Regions from separate parts of the Mus musculus genome. Here region 2 is linked to region 1. A link is a loop called in an ENCODE intact Hi-C map of the cell type or tissue named here. Cell type or tissue: heart. All regions are shown on one strand.

Region 1 (8,000 bases):
TCAATTCTCCAATAAAAGACATAGACTAACAGAAAGTCAGATATTAAAACAGCTACATCAGATTGTTCATTAGGTAACTTGCTTGAAATATCTTTTTCATCCTTTTGCCTTTGAGCTGATGTCTTGACTGGAGGTTAAGGTTCATTTCTTGTGTGTGTGTGTGTGTGTGTGTGTGTGTGTGTTTCTCTTTTTGATTTGCTGGTCAGGGATTAATCATTCCTTGTGTTTGCATTGGTGTCATTACACTCTTTAGGATGGAGTTTTCCTTCTAGAGCCTTCTGTAGAACTGGGTTTGTACATAAATATTGCTTAAATTTTGTTTTATCGTAGAATCTTATTGTCTTATTTCTCAGTTATAGTAATTGAACTATAGTAGTATTAATTATAGTAGTCTGGGCTGGCACCTTTGGTTTCTTAAGATATTGAAGCACACATGTCCAAGCCCCTCTCACTTTTAGAGCCTTCAGTGAGAAGTCAAGAGAAATTCTAATAGGTCTCCCTTTTCATGGTACTTGGTCTTTTTCCCTCACAGCATTTAATATTCTTTCTTTGTTTATTATATTTAGTGGTTTGAGTATTGTGTGCTGGGGGGACTTTGTTTTCTAGTCCAGTTTATTTGGTGTTCTGTATGTCTTGTGTACCTTGATAGGCATCTTCTTTTTTAGGGAAATTTTCATACATGACTTTGATGAAAAATATTTTTGTGCCTTTGATCTGCATTCTCTCTCTCTCTCTCTCTCTCTCTCTCTCTCTCTCTCTCTCTCTCTCTCTCTCTCTCTCTTACCTATTATTCTTAGATTTGGTGTTTCACAATGTCTCAGATTTCTTAGATGTTTTGTGACAAAAGTTTTTTAAATTTAACATTTTTTTGATGAAAGTATCTATTTTTTTCTATTGTGTCTTAGATGCTTGAAATTTAATTTCTTTTATCTCTTATATTTTGATGGTGAGACTTGCCTCTGAGGATCTTATTCAAGTTCCTAAAACTTTTATTTATATATTTCCCTCAGTTTGGGTTTTCTTTATTGATTCTATTTTCACTTTCAGGTCTTGATGAGTTTTATTCATTTCCTTTCATTGTTTGTGTTTTCATAGATTTCTTTAAGAAATTTCTTCTTTAAAGAGATCTATAACATTCATAAGGGCTGTCTTAAGGTCTTTGTGCTTCAGATGTGATGTAATACTCAGAGACTACTGTGGAAGTGCTGCTGGGTTTAGTGGAGACATATTTTCCTGGCTGTTTCTGTGTTTTAGGTCCCTATATCTTCTCTTTCATGTTGGGTGAATATTTTATTTCTAGGTTTTTTTTTTTTTTTCCATATGTGGTAGCTGTGTGTTTCCTGGTAGGGAATACTTCTAGGATCCTGATAGGTGAGGCTACTGGGTATTCTAGATAAAATGTGTTTCTGAGCATTTGGAATTGATACTTAGCCATATGTATAGGCTGGAAGAATGGGGCTAAAGGCTCCACGGGAGAAAGTGAAGAAGGATATTCCACCCGATCTGCTTAAACCCTAGGAATGGGGTCCGAGAGTAAAGAGAGGTCACAACAGGGAGTCTTGTATAGAACTGGTCATGAGCTAGAGAAAGTATCCAAGAGCTGAAGGGGTCTGCAATCCTATAGGTGGAACAACAATATGAGCTAATCATTAGCCCCCCAGAACTCATGTCTCTAGTTGCATATGTAGCAGAAGATGGCCTAATTGGCCATCATTGGGAAAAGAGGACCCTTGGTCTAGCAAAATTTATATGCCCCAGTACAGGGGAAAGCCAGGGCCAAGAAGTGGGAGTGAGTGGGTAGGGAAGCAGGGCGGGAAGGGGAGGGTTTAGGGGACTTTTGGGATAGCATTTGAAATGTAAATGAAGAAAATATTCAATAAAAAAACTGGTCATGATACTAGGAGATGGATATGTGGAGGGAGGGGTATAAACATCTAAAGCTGGCCTGCCTACTTTGCTGATAGGCTTGGATGGTGGGTTTCCAGGGAACACTGTTGTAGTTGGGGGCTGTTTTAACAGTATAAATGAGAAAAGATGTTGAAGAAGATATGGAATTGGGGGAGGGTGAAGGCTGGAGAATGTGGTTTGCTACAGAGATGGGGTAAGGCCTAGTGATTGGATTTGGTGGAGATGACAGAGAGGGGAGTATCTGCAATTAGACTACCTGTCTCCCTGGTTTGTTAGGCCAGCATGTTTCTGGGAAATGCTGTGCTGGAGTTGTGGGCTGGCATAATGTGATGACTTTGGGAAAGTAAGGTTGGAGGAGAATGTCTAGGTGATTCATTAGAGATGAGGGTCAGAGAGGGATGGATCATACTGCAAGTGTTCTGCTATAGAGCGGGGAATTAGCCTGAAGTGTTAGATTTCGAGGAGAGGAAGGATAGGTTAAAATCTTCAGTTAAGATACTTAATTGCCTGGCTAGACTCAGCCCTCTCCTCTTTCTTTTTCCTTTTTCTTTCTTTTTTTTTAAATTTTATATTGGTTATCTTAATTATTTATTTACTTAATTAGGTCTTTTCTTCGTTTACATTTCAAATGCGATCCCAACATTCCCCCTTACCCCCCACCCCCACCCACCCACTCCCACTTCTTGGCCATGGCGGTCCCCTGTACTGGGGAATATAAAGTTTGCAACACCAACTAGGCCATCTTCTGATACATATGCAGCTAGAGACACAAGCTCCGGGGTACTGGTTAGTTCATATTGTTGTTCCACCTATAGGGTTGCAGATCCCTTTAGCTCCTTGGTTACTTTCTCTAGCTCCTATGTTGGGGGCGGCTCCAGTCCAGACAGACCACACCAGGTCAATGCGGTTCCCTGTGGCCGAGGTTTATTTGTATGTGGAGAAAGGGGGTGGGGGGACAGAGACAAAGGGGAAAAGAGAGAGAGGAGAAAAAATGAGTGAAGGTCAGGAAGAGTCTGCTTTTTTTTTTTAATTTTAGACTTTAGAGTATTTATTTAGCTATTTTCTTCATTTACATTTCAAATGCGATTCCCCTTTCTAGTTTCCTCTCTGAAAGTCCTCAATACCCTCCCCCTGCCCTGCTCCCCTACCCACCCACTCCTGCTTCCTGTCCCCGGGGTTCCCCTATACTGGGGTATATAATCTTCACAAGACCAAGGGCCTCTCCTCCCATTGATGGCCGACTAGGCCATCCTCTGCTACATATGCAACTAGAGACACAAGCTCGGGGGGGCGTGGGGGGTATTGGTTAGTTCATATTGTTGTTCCTCCTATAGGGTTGCAGGCCCCTTTAGCTCCTTGGGTACTTTCTCTAGCTCCTCCATTGAGGGCCCTGCGTTCCATCCAATAGATGACTATGAGCATCCACTTCTGTATTTGCCAGGCACTAGCATAGCCTCACAAGAGATATCTATATCAGGGTCCTGTCAGCAAAATTTGTTGGCATCTGCCATAGTGTCTGGGTTTGGTGGTTATTTATGGGATGGTTCTCCAGGTGGGGCAGTCTCTGGATGGGCCTACCTTCTGTCTTAGCTCGAAACTTTGTAACTCCTTCCATGGGTATTTTGTTCCCCATTCTAAGAAGGAACAAAGTATCCACACTTTGGTCTTCCTTCTTCTTGAGTTTCATGTGTTTTCCAAATTGTATCTTGGATATTCTAATTTCTGGGCTAATATCCACTTATCAGTAAGTGCATATAATGTGTGCTTTTTTGTGATTGCGTTATTTCACTCAGGATGATATCCTCCAGATACATCCATTTGCCCAAGAATTTCATAAATTCTTTATTTTTAATAGCTGAGTAGTACTCCATTGTGTAAATGTACCACATTTCCTGTATCCATTCCTCTGTTGAGGGACATCTGGGTTCTTTCCAGCTTCTGGCTATTATAAATAGGGCTGCTATGAACATAGTGGAGCAAGTGTCCTTATTACAAGTTGGAACATCTTCTGGGTATATGCCCAAAAGAGGTATTGCTGGATCTTCCGGTAGTACTATGTCCAATCTCCTGAGGAACTGCCAAACTGATTTCCAGAGTGGTTGTATCAGCTTGCAATCCCACCAGCAATGGAGGAGTGTTCGTCTTTCTCCACATCCTTATCAGCATCTGCTGTCACCTGAATTTTTGATCTTAGCCATTCTGAGTGGTGTGAGGTAGAATCTCAGTGTTGTTTTGATTTGCATTTCCCTGATGAGTCTGCCTTTTATTTAGGCCCTGAGGTAACTGCTTGCAGGTAAGGGTGGGAAGTGGACTCTGGAAATGTGATTGCCATGGCAACAGATTCATGGGTCCCTGTAGCCTATGGGTTATGTCACTGGGTTCAGAGGTAATCTACCAAGTCAATTCCTGATACCAAAAGGAGAGCATGGTAGGAGCAATGTAATACAGTATTTATGCAGAACTCTAGGCTTAAAAACAAAATAAAACAAAAAAACCTTAAAAGTTAAAACATTTGAATAGCTTTATAGTTTCCTGTATGTAAAATTGAATTCTGTTATCTATCTATCTATCTATCTATCTATCTGTCTGTCTGTCTGTCTGTCTGTCTGTCTGTCTGTCTGTCTATCTAGTTTGTCTAATTATTTTGTTGACTGAAATGAGTGTGTAGGCAGAAAGCAATTGAAAGTTGTAATAGGCTGCCATCTACTGGAGAAGCAGAACAATAGATTTTTTTTAAAAAGTGTTGCAAGGGTAAAGAACTTAAATGTAAAGCAGAAGAAAACAAAAGAAGAGATGTGATGTTTGCTTAATACTGGAAATTGTCATGCCAACTCTAGTATGCAATATTTGTGATATTTTGTTTTAATATTTGGTCAGACATTAGACATCTACAGAAACCTTCAGTATTTTCTTAAAATCCTACCACTTTCAAGACATTTGCACTTTCATGATACAAACGAAAAGTGGGGTCTCAGTGAGAAAGACTCACCCATGCTCTCTATCTGAGTGACAGAGGATGAGCCTTTGGTACTTCCATCAGTGGGGTTGCCCTCACTTAGATCATCACATATACATTTGGCTGAACATAACATGAGGGATGCATTACCAGGTTGAGCATCTCTGCTCTTGGCTGGTTTGACTTAGAGAACTGTGTGATTGATACTGCTCTTTTACTTGGCTCTAATATTTCCTTGTTTGTGCTGTGGACCCCCATAGACACCTTCACAGAGACAGGGACTTCTGAATAGCTCTGTGGCCCTGTTTAGTTTCAAGGTAATTGAGCAGTTGGTACTTTAGGTCTCATTCTAATGGGAAGGTGGAGATGAGAGTGACCTTGGCTTCACTAAAGTGGTGGTATTCCTGGAGTATACTGATGAGGCACAGATCTTGACTCCAGACTTCCAAGAGAAGAAGATAAACTTATTTGTTTAATTTGCATGGAATAAGAATGGAGAATAAATGATGGTTATACTGAGGTTATTTTGTAGAGTTTCATCACAGAGATGCTGACTGCTTAGCCTCCAGTTCTCCTAAGGGGACCATATATCCTGTCACAATTCAGAGAGAGTCTGAATATGATTAGTGAAGATGGAACTACATGTATGAAAGAAAATAGGCTTCCTTGGGAGGTAGGGGAGGGAGGAAGACAAGGGGAGGGAGAGAGGAAGTATAAGAGAGAGAGAGAGAAAGAGAGAGGGAGAGAAGAAGAAGGGGAGGAGGAAGAGGAGGAGGTGGAAAAGGAGGAGGAGAAGAAGAAGGGGAGGAGGAGGAGGAGGAGAAGGAGAAGGAGAAGGAGAAGGAGAAGGAGAAGGAGAAGGAGAAGGAGAAGGAGAAGGAGAAGGAGAAGGAGAAGGAGAAGGAGAAGGAGAAGGAGAAGGAGAGAAAGAAGAGACTGGATTCTGCAAATTGAAAAATCATAAGCTTGATGAAGATGTTGAGTCCTAGAATAGGAAGATAATAACCCTAAATCTTAAAAGTTTATCCAACCAGTCAGATGAAGAAATGACATTTATTTATTCTAAAAGTACTGAGGTCCTACACCATGAAACTAATGTTTATGATGGCTTCTAGAGACATTAGCAGAGCCTTTACCTCAATGGTGGAGAATTAGCAGGGAAGATGGCCACAGGTAAAGGTACACAAACACCAGATAAGCCAAATACATGAGTATAGAGAAGGAGGTCCTGGGAGGCACGGCAATCAGAATTGAGAGAAAGGGAAAGGGGTACCTTAAATATGAAGTGTCCTTTCCATTCTTTAAAGAATTTAAAATTATTTCAAATTAATTTTCTATTAAAACGTAAGTTGAGCTATGTATATGGCATATGATACTGTCATTTCTGAATGCCATGATGGTCAGCTATCAGCAAGCTTATGGGATCCAGCCTCATGTAAAGTTTTAAAGCATGTTATCTAAAGTCATCCTATCACAGTGGCAGGAGGCACCCACCCTCATCCCCTCCAGCCTAATATTCAATTTGCAGGTTTTACGGCTGATTTTTAGCTATTTCTTTGGCTGTTTACATTTACAGCATAGTACGATTTCTTGATTTTCCATTTTAATGATATCTGCTAATTTTTTTTTTATTGTGAGGATGTAGACTTGGCTGTCTTCTGCTAGCACTATCTTATGTACTGCATTCCTCTATTTTGTGGCAATGTTATGATTTCTACCGAAATCTCTTTCCATGTTTGCTTCGTTGATGTCAAGAGGGAACTCCTGTCTGTTTTATGAGGATGGAGCTGAGCTAAATATTACAGTGCACTCTCTGACTCTTGGCTCATATATTCACTTGCTTTTCTCTTAGATAGGAAAGGCTTGATCTGGTGGGCATTGCCTGTGGAACAGCCTGTTGTCTGTCAGTTCCTTTGGAAGTTCTCAGGAAACAAAGAACATTCTTTGCACTTACTTCTAAGGCTGGCTCTACCCTACTGAGTGGAGAAATCTACCCATTTCTGGTATTGAAAGTCCAGTTGGCACTCAAAATCAAGGTATATGATCCAAATAAGTATTTTTGTTTGCTTGATGTTTTAAATAACTAATGTGCTTCTTTCTTTCAATTCTGGGGTTTGGAAAGTCCAAATATCAAGGTAGAAGCAGATTTTAGAATATGGTGAAGGTCTCCTCCATACAGACAGCTGCTAATTTTAACTCCATACAGTGGAAACTAGCCAAAGGGCTGTATCACAGAGAGAGAGAGAGAGAGAGAGAGAGAGAGAGAGAGAGAGAGAGAGAGAGAGAGAGGCTATTTTGTCCTCATTCTAAATTCCTAAGGTTTTTTTGTTCCACATTGTTTAAAACATGGGTAGACAGACAAAGTGATTCGTGAGGCCCCTTGGAGAAGTCAGCAATGTGCCATGTGGTTCTGAGGCTTTAGGGTTTCTAAGCTTGTCAGTAAACTCCCCTCTACAAGCTCATCACTTCCAACGACCACCCTTTAGGTCTTCCCCAATATAGAGGCAACTTCCTACCTCTGTCCCACCAGTTCTTCTGTTCTCTGATATTTGGTCTACTTTGAGTTTCTTTTTTATTTATTTAATTTTATTTTTAATTTATTTTTTACACTCCATATTCCATTATCTGCCTCTTCATCCACCCTCCAACTGCTCCACATCACACATCTCCTTCTGACCCCACCCCATCTCCATGTGGATGCTCTGACCCCCCCACCCTACCTGACCTCTAAACTCCCTGGGGCTTCCAGTCTCTTGAGGGTTAGGTGTATCATCTCTGAATGAACACAGACCCGAAAGACCTCTACTGCATGTGTGTTGGGGGCCTCATATCAGGTGGTGTATGCTGTCTGTTTGGTGGTCCATAGAGGTTTGAAAGATCTCAGAGATCCAGATTAATTGAGACTGCTGGTCCTCCTACAGTATCGCCCTTCTCCTCAGCTTCTTTCAACCTTCCCTAATTCAACAACAGGGGTCAGCTGCTTCAGTCCATTGGTTGGGTGCAAATATCTGCATCTGACTCTTTTAGCTGCTTCTTGGGTCATTTGGGGGGGCAGTCATGATAGATCCCTTTTTGTGAGCGCTCTGTAATAGTGTCAGGCCTTGGGACCTCCCCTTGAGTTGGATCCCACTTTGGA
Region 2 (8,000 bases), 81 kb before region 1:
AGAGTTTATGGGACTGGGATCCTGTTTTGTTTGTTTTGTTTTTTTTGTTGTTTATTTGTTTTAAACAGGGGAAAATGATTTAATAGATAATATAACAACGTATTAACTCATTTATGGCTAATTCATAAATCTGATTGCCTTAAAAAAGTAACCTACTGTAGTAATGTATTTAAATGATTGTACTATTTTACATGCCTATAATTAAATATGCTCACTGACACTGGAGGGCAGTGGGATCCTGCTTAAGCAAAAGAAGTGAATTTGCAGAATATAGTAGAATTCCAGTCTTCATGAAACCTAGGAAAGTTGGAGGAAGGTTTTAGGGGTGCATTTGGGTTTTTCCTCACTGTTGGGGAAATAATACTTACACAATTGCTTAAATTAAGCAAAATCTCCTTTCCTTATGTATATTCATTATATGAAATTTAAAAATCTATAAAGTGTTCCCATTAGATTTAAAATTTTCTGAGAGCAGGGACTATGTCTTTTATATCTCAGTAGTACATAGTATTTTGTATGGTTACATTAATAACTTTAATATTTAAAATATACATTTAATGCAGATTAGTATAGTTAACTAGCATATTGACATTTTCCAGAGCTTAGATATCAAAATACAATTGTAGAAGAAACGAAAACTCAAAACTGCTAATTGTTGTGTTTATAGTCTCAGGTCGCTGATGCAGCTAACTAATGTCACACTTGATGACAGTATCTTAGTCATAGTTAAAAGGACATTTCACATGTCAATATTGAGTATATGCTGTATACATCTGTTTGAAAAGTCTATTCTATATCTATTTCTAAAATAGAATTTATAGTTTGAGATGATCTTGCATGTTGTGGAGGAACTAGCTGTACTAAAATGGGCATCCTCATTTACTCTTCAAAGAGAAAAGTGGATTGCACATAGACTATGTGCTCCCACAGAATTACCCATAACAACATGGACTAAATTTATGGATTTATGTGTTTAAATTTCATACCCAAGAGTACTTCAAGTTTTAAAAGAAGAGAGCTTAAGTTTTGTTTTTTATTTTTTATCTCAAAAAGAGGGCCAGCAAACTTTCTCTAAAAAACAGACCAGTCATTATTTTCACCAAAATTTATGGGGGCCAGCCAATATGGAATAGAAAATAGAGGATGCGATTAGTTCTCAGTGCAGGGCTTTCTTGATTTCATCTTATAGAAAATATAGACTCTAGAGTACAGAGGGATGTGTATTCTATTTGGTGTGGAGAGTAGTGTCATGGAGAGTCACTCAGGAGTACTACATGGGAGGTTAATAATAAACTTTGGAATCTATGGTAACCAGAGCCCGGAGTTGCATAAGCTTAGATGGAAAGTGAAGTCTACAATGTCCAGAAGAAAGGAGAACGATTTGTTCTTCACTTTGTTCCAGTGCTATCAGTTGGTAAATATCTATTGGCTCCCTGTCAAGGCACTGTGTGTGTCCCAGGTGCTTAAGTACTGCCACATAAGCAGAGGCCGAGAAAGTTATTTTTGATTTCTTACTCATCACCATCTCCTTCATACTAAAATGATAGCATGGGCACTTAGTTTCTACACTAGATAAGATGAAAAAGTAGCAATCCATTATTGTTCCATTTAAACCATTCTAAATTGATCATCCTCCTTACTGTCCATTTACTCCACCCTCCTAAACCATAATTTCAGGAGTAAAAGTGTTTGCATATTTTTGCTGAGTTCAAGAATTTAATGTGCTCAGCAACATATCATTCAAGGAGCTGACCTGCAATTTTCTGATTGATAGTGGGCATGCTAATGTACTGTTAACCCTCTTATACACAACCTAAAGGGTGCTCCTAACTACAACCATTACGTAGTGCCTTAGAATATGTTGAGACAAAAGGAAGGTGTAGAAATTGACAACTAGTGTCCAATTGATTATAATGCTTGGAAAATGAACTCAGGGGAAGGAGTATGCAATTCGGCCCCCTGGGTTTGTCTGTCAAAGGTCGATGGACAATGGGGTACTCCTTCCAGAAGTCTGCTTTAGGAAAGTGGACTAGGGAAAGTCCCATTCTTATTCACATCTTCTAGCTATTGCTGCTATAGTTACTACTGTGCAATTTGACATTTTATGGAATGAAACTGTCTCTCTGCAATTGTCCCTCCATTCCCTGCGCTGGTGCTCTCAGGGAGCTGTGATTTTCAGTGTCACCCTCTCACCTTAGGCCTTCTAGCTTTGGAACCTGCAAGGCACAAGCTTCTATGGGTAAAGAAACATGTGAGAAAGGCAATGCTCTGTTGATTCTCAACACAGTCACATTTGGACCTTCATCCTTATTAAGGGCTCAGTGCTTGAGCTCCATTCAGTTCTCCCGACATTCAAGGCTTACTGAATGGCACAGTACAGGAACAAAAATATGGTATATATAACATTAAAAAGTCAAGAAAGATGAATTAGGGAACAAAAAGTCTATCCACTTGTTAAAAAGTGATCCTTTGCTAAAGTTCTTGGTGTTTTGTGGTGAAGGAGGTCCCTTTGCCATTCAGTAACTCCTGCCTTTGATCAAGTGAACACTAATCAAAGTTTGCTGGCAGGTCATTCATAAGTCCAAAGATAGCCTGTATTCACCTATATGCAGCAGGACACCCTCAGGCTCCATGCTCCCAGGACATAATCTTCAAAGCAATGCCTCACACAATTTCCTCTAGTTCCTCCCCTGTAGACCTATACATCTGGCTGTCAGAAACAATGTCCACACTACTAATGGTTTTCAGGCACCTCACACTAGCACACAGGGTATTAGTATAAGAAATTCTGAGGCATGAAAATCCTGGGAGAATTTTCACATTTACCAACTTTGATGTCTCTAGAGGAAAAGTTTACCTTTTCCATCAGAATTGTTTAAACAATTCTCTGTCAAAATTCTGAATAACACTCTTGGTTTTCAACTGAAGTTAGAGGTATGTGTGGAGTGGTGGGTGACAAAACACACCAGCTGCTCTTGCCTTTGTTGAACCTCTATCTTGGCAAGGGTGATGAAATGCCCAATAGAGCATGGATGCCTTCTGGTGTTGGCTACTTTGCTCATATTCTTCTGGAGCTGGGGTAAACAGCAGCTGTGCAGCAAGGACCTTGATGTGCTGGAGGTCCAATTAGCAGGTCTTGGCTTGGCATGTATGTACTCAGAAACTTGAGACAGGCCGTGTACATAATTGTTACAGCAAGCCTTTTCTCACCTTTCTCATCATCTCTGTCAGTCAACAATTTATTTTAAAGTAGGGTTTTTTTTTTTCACAACTGAACAATTTGAGAGTGAAAAAACAAAAGTCAAAGGATCCCTACTTTTATTTTGTATATTTACAGACTGTATTCTTCTAATGATTGGAGGAAGGCTGTTTGAAAAATCAAGCAGATATTTACAGGGGACAGGCACTGCTCTAAGCTCTTTGAAGAGGAAAACACAGACCAGATGTGGAGAAACCACATTGAAGAGCAAAATTGTGAGGAAAGCACAGGAAATTCCCTGTGGACCCTGAGAAAAGCTGTTCGTGTTGCTCAGGGACAGGAAAGGCATCCTGGAACAGATGACAGCAGAGCCAGAAGGCTCAGAAGTCTGTGCCAGAAGGAGGGGAGGGTGGGGGCAGGGCTTGATGGGAAAGCACCGTGTGTCCTAGCAAGAAGCAGCTGCTTCATGGACTAGGATATTACAGGTGGCATTTGAAGCAATGGTTCTGCTATTTGTTGTGGCAGAGGAAGCAGGAGGAGATGCTAGCAGATGCTGTAAGATGAGACTACTCTTTAGTTGGCTAGAGATGTAGTTCATCATATAGCAAGCCCCAGCCCACAAGCACCTGTGCTTCAAGGGCTGTGCAAGGCCATGACCTCAATTGCAGCAAGACATTATAGTGTTGTTACAAGAGACCCAATATCCACCAAGGTGCTCAGAGAAAGAATGTCAAGGGGAGGGAGGGCTCTATTCTGTCACTCCTATGGATTTAGTGGCTCCCTGCTAAATCAAAGAAAAAGTCCTAGAGAACATGAGACCTGGTTTGGTGATGGGGGTGAGAGCACTACGTTATGGCCTTGGTCTGGAGAATAAGCCATATTCTGAGCTTTTATTTGGATATTGTCATGTCTTGACTCCCAGTGTTGCTTTCTAGTGGATGCTGCTGTTTCCTTCTCTGCTTCCACAGGATGCAGCTGTTCTCTAAAGTACCTGAGAAAACATTTGGAGGATGTTTATTTTAGTCTCAGGATGATGAAGTCCTGATTCATAGTTTTCTTTCTGTATGCTCTTTGCTGAGCTGGTCTAAAGTCTATGTGATATGAGCTCTCAGCAGTCATTCTACACATACAGACCTGAATAAAATGAGCACCAAGGAGGTCATTAGTACCAGTAAATCTCATCTACTGGGGGATGGCCTAGCTTGGAGATCAATGGAGGAGGTGCTCAAAAGAGAAGGCATGTATTTTAATTCTCGTCTGCTTGCTTGTTACAGAACTTGGACCAAATCTGTTTTATTGCTCAGTGCCTCAGTTTCTTTTTCTATGAAATGAGCCAAGATGCTTGATATTTCATAGAGTTCTAATGTTTAAGAGGACACATGCACATGCAGTGTGTACCACTTGTACTGACAGGGTTACTTCAACTGACTTGTTTTTCTAAAGAGAAGGCTGTGGTCTGGAGGGGTGAGCTGATTTGCTCCAGGCATTATTAGTTTGGTGGCAGGGCAGGTAAGAATTTATCTGCTATCCCTCTATGGTAGGTATATTCCTACTCCTTCTCTCTGCCTCTTGTTGATTTGGTAAGTATGATTTATGGTTGTTGAAAAGTTTTAAATGAGAGATGATATGTGCAAATTATTCAAGCAACATTGAGGGAGGGGAAGTCACATTTGTGCAGGAAGATGGAAGAGCCATAGGAGAACATGGGTACAACATGTCCTTGCATGCAGATTACACATTGCAAAGATCCTTGGGAGCCCTTGACTCTGCATCAGTTTTAGTTTCTGTGTTTGCTTTCTATCACTTGCCTGTGGTTTAGGTCTCTGGCTCACTGGGAAAAGTATATGGGATACTTCAGGTCTCCAAGGAGAAATAAATTGTTGATAACTGCTTTGAGGATAGACTGCATTTCTTCATGCTTGTTTTCCATGCACCTAGCACAATATAGAAACTCAGTAAGGGTCACTGATTGACAGAGAACAAAAGAGAGTTTAAATTGTAACTGAAGAAAATTCTATTGCAGCAAAATGCCAAATGCTTAGTCAGCTGAAGTGAGGGTGGTTGGGATGTACAGAGTTGGGCCTGATGTAATGGCCGGAGCAATATGGAACATCCAATATCAAGGATCCCAGAAGGTACAGCCTCAGACAGGATGTGAGAATTCCATACACTCTCACAAGAGACTCCAGTGAAGGCTTTCCCCTTCAAACCTGACAGAGGCTAAGAAGAGCAAGTAGCTAGGAGATTCAAGACCTGGAGTAGGCTGTGCTATCCCCATGCCAAGCCATGGAAGGAAGGTGCTTGAGGGTACAGAGATGCCAGCATGCACATTTGTGGATACTGGGATTTCCAGTGTAATATCTTGCCCTTTAATGGTAAAAATATAACATGAGATTATGCTTTTTGTGTGTATGCATGCATATGTATGTGTGTACACACCTGTACATGCCTGCACATACCTGCATATGCATTCACACATGAGTGTATGGGAAGCTTTTCCCGCTCTGATTTGTGTTTCTACATCTTAATAATTTAGTGCCTTTTATTGAATGAAATAGATAATAAATAACAGTTTGAAGACCCCCCAAGACTTAAATGTCTAGAACCAAACCCTCTTTACAAGGAAAAACAAACTATTGTCATATTTTAAGTTCCACTATTAAAAAATCACGAGTATTCAGACTCCTAAGACCTGGGAACCATCTGTGGATGGTTTTTCAGATTGCTCTGAGTAAGAAGTGCAGCTGTGACATTTGTCACTCTGTTCAGAGGCTTGAAGTTGTAAGAGGGTCTTCAAGAAACTACTGAGTCTGGAGTACAAGATAGGGCTTTGGTTCTGGCTCCAATGTGGAGAGGAGAAGAGGAGACTCTTGTCTTGGAATGCTGGCTTTGCAGTGTTTTGTACTAGGTCAGAACTGCTGTCTAAGCAGGGGCAGAGCTGCACAAAAGAAGGAGGCAGAGGTTCAAGAGCAAGCTGAAACTTTCGAAGCCTGCTCACCTGACTGAGAAAGACTCCAGCTTTCTACTATAAGCAATGCATTTCCATTGCCAAGTATAAAATGTGAAATGGCATACTACCTCCTCCCAGCCCAGACTGTGTACATGACCGAGTAGAAAGCCCCATTTTAATTATTTCATGCTCTACTCATAAGAAATCTTACTCTACTGACTCATAGCAATTTCTTGATGAAATGAGGCATATAATTAGAGCTAACCAATGTTGCTTTCCTCAGAGAAATTTCAAATTGACACTTGTCTTCCTTTGACATGAGCCATACCAGAGAGGAGAGAACACTTGGTATTTCTCTGACAATATATCTCAAATGTCAGTTGCAGAATTCTAAGTTGGAACAATGGTAATGTATCTATATCACTAAATTAAATAACTAAATATGGAGATTTTTCACAACTGTTCCAAGTACAGATTTCTCAATCTTGGCTCAAATGTGCTGATTCCGTATCTCCCTGAATCTGTTTCTAACCCCCTGCTAGGTGTTGCCAGTGTGCCTTGGCTTTAGAGCACACTGGGCAGTGAATTTCATGTTACAAGCTGATTCATGTCTCTAAAATGAACAAGTACCCTTCCCTTCATTAATTATTATTATTATTATTTACCTTTCCAGAGACATCTGTACTTTCTAGATACCAATCTGTCTCCCTTCTAATGTTTTGCCTCCTTTTAACATAGAACTTTGGTTTGTGTGAACCACGTGGAAACTAAAAAACTAACACAATAAATATCTTCAGGCACAGTGCTAGGAATTTACATGTCTTTACCTAAACCTTACAGCATCCTAAAATGCAATGTGAATTCCTACTTAGAAATGATGAAACTGAGCCTCAATGTGAGATTAGTTTTCCCAAAAACAACCAACAAGAAAGCTTTTGGGTTGGACTTCCAACCTGTGCTGACTGTCTATAATGTGGGTCCCATATGATTAACAGCTACCATTTATCCAGGTATTACTACTCTCTGAGTACTGTGATTAGCTCTTCAATGTTTGTTGTGTGGTGTGTTTTATCACCCAGATAGTCTAACAGCCCTAAGGTGTGTGTCTCTGTGTCTCCCACCCACCTCCGCTGCTGTGTATGTGACACCCTAATCTAGTCTGTCTGTCTGCCCCTGTGATCTGTGTACTTCACTGTACTAAGTTTATTGTCTCCTAATAGCATGAGCTTCTTATGTAAGAAATGATGTTTCCTTATGCGTTATAGAACTCTGTTAGCAGGCTGGCGAGATGGCTCAGTGGTTAAGAGTGCCGACTGCTCTTCTGAAGGTCCCGAGTTCAAATCCCAGCAACCACATGGTGGCTCACAACCATCTGTAATGAAATTGTAGAAACTGATTCTTTGGATACAGATGATAGGTGAGGTGCAAGACAAGTTCCCTGTGCCAGTAGTAGGGCAGCAGCAGTAAACATGAGGAGGGCTCTGTGACAAAAGTTCATGTTTCACACAAGCCAAAGTTCTATATCAAAACCAGGTAAAACACCAGAAGGGAGACCAATTAGTATCTAGAAAACAAATATATCTGGAAAGGTGAGAAAATATTTAGCAAAGAGAAGGGTGCCAATCCATTTTAGAGGCATAAATCAGTTTATGACATGAAATTCATTGCCCAGTGAGTTTACAGTCAAGGAACACTGACATCACCTAGCAGGGTGTCAAAAACAGATTTCTGGAGATACAGAATCAGCACGTCTGAGCTAAGGTTGGGAAATCTGAATTTGGTACAGTTGTGAAAATCTCCATATGGTGTCAAATGATTTTCTTCCCAAGTCTAGCTCAGTTTGGCCCTGAG

Evidence for each region. Hi-C counts contacts between places; a loop is a spot of excess contacts. Peaks named below come from ENCODE experiments on the same cell type or tissue, not always from the same donor. Only the 100,000 strongest peaks of a DNase experiment are listed, where the experiment ranks them.
Region 2: it touches region 1 in a loop (2.4-fold over the local background); 6 of 42 quality-filtered maps call a loop at or near these places.

What each region holds. Positions count from the first base shown.
Region 1 is chr11:28,607,563-28,615,562 of GRCm38, reverse strand. No RefSeq gene overlaps it. Among named protein-coding and RNA genes, the nearest start is that of Gm34075, 26 kb to the left of the region's middle. In heart, a CTCF peak has its summit at 4,612 (motif pointing left); no DNase peak of the experiment used is centred here.
Region 2 is chr11:28,688,579-28,696,578 of GRCm38, reverse strand. It overlaps 2810471M01Rik (RIKEN cDNA 2810471M01 gene), which reads right to left. Exons shown (of 3, transcript NR_045906.1): 3 at 3,303-4,190. Among named protein-coding and RNA genes, the nearest start is that of 2810471M01Rik, 11 kb to the right of the region's middle. In heart, no CTCF peak of the experiment used is centred here; DNase peaks (open chromatin) are centred at 3,078 and 3,568; H3K27ac peaks cover 640 bases.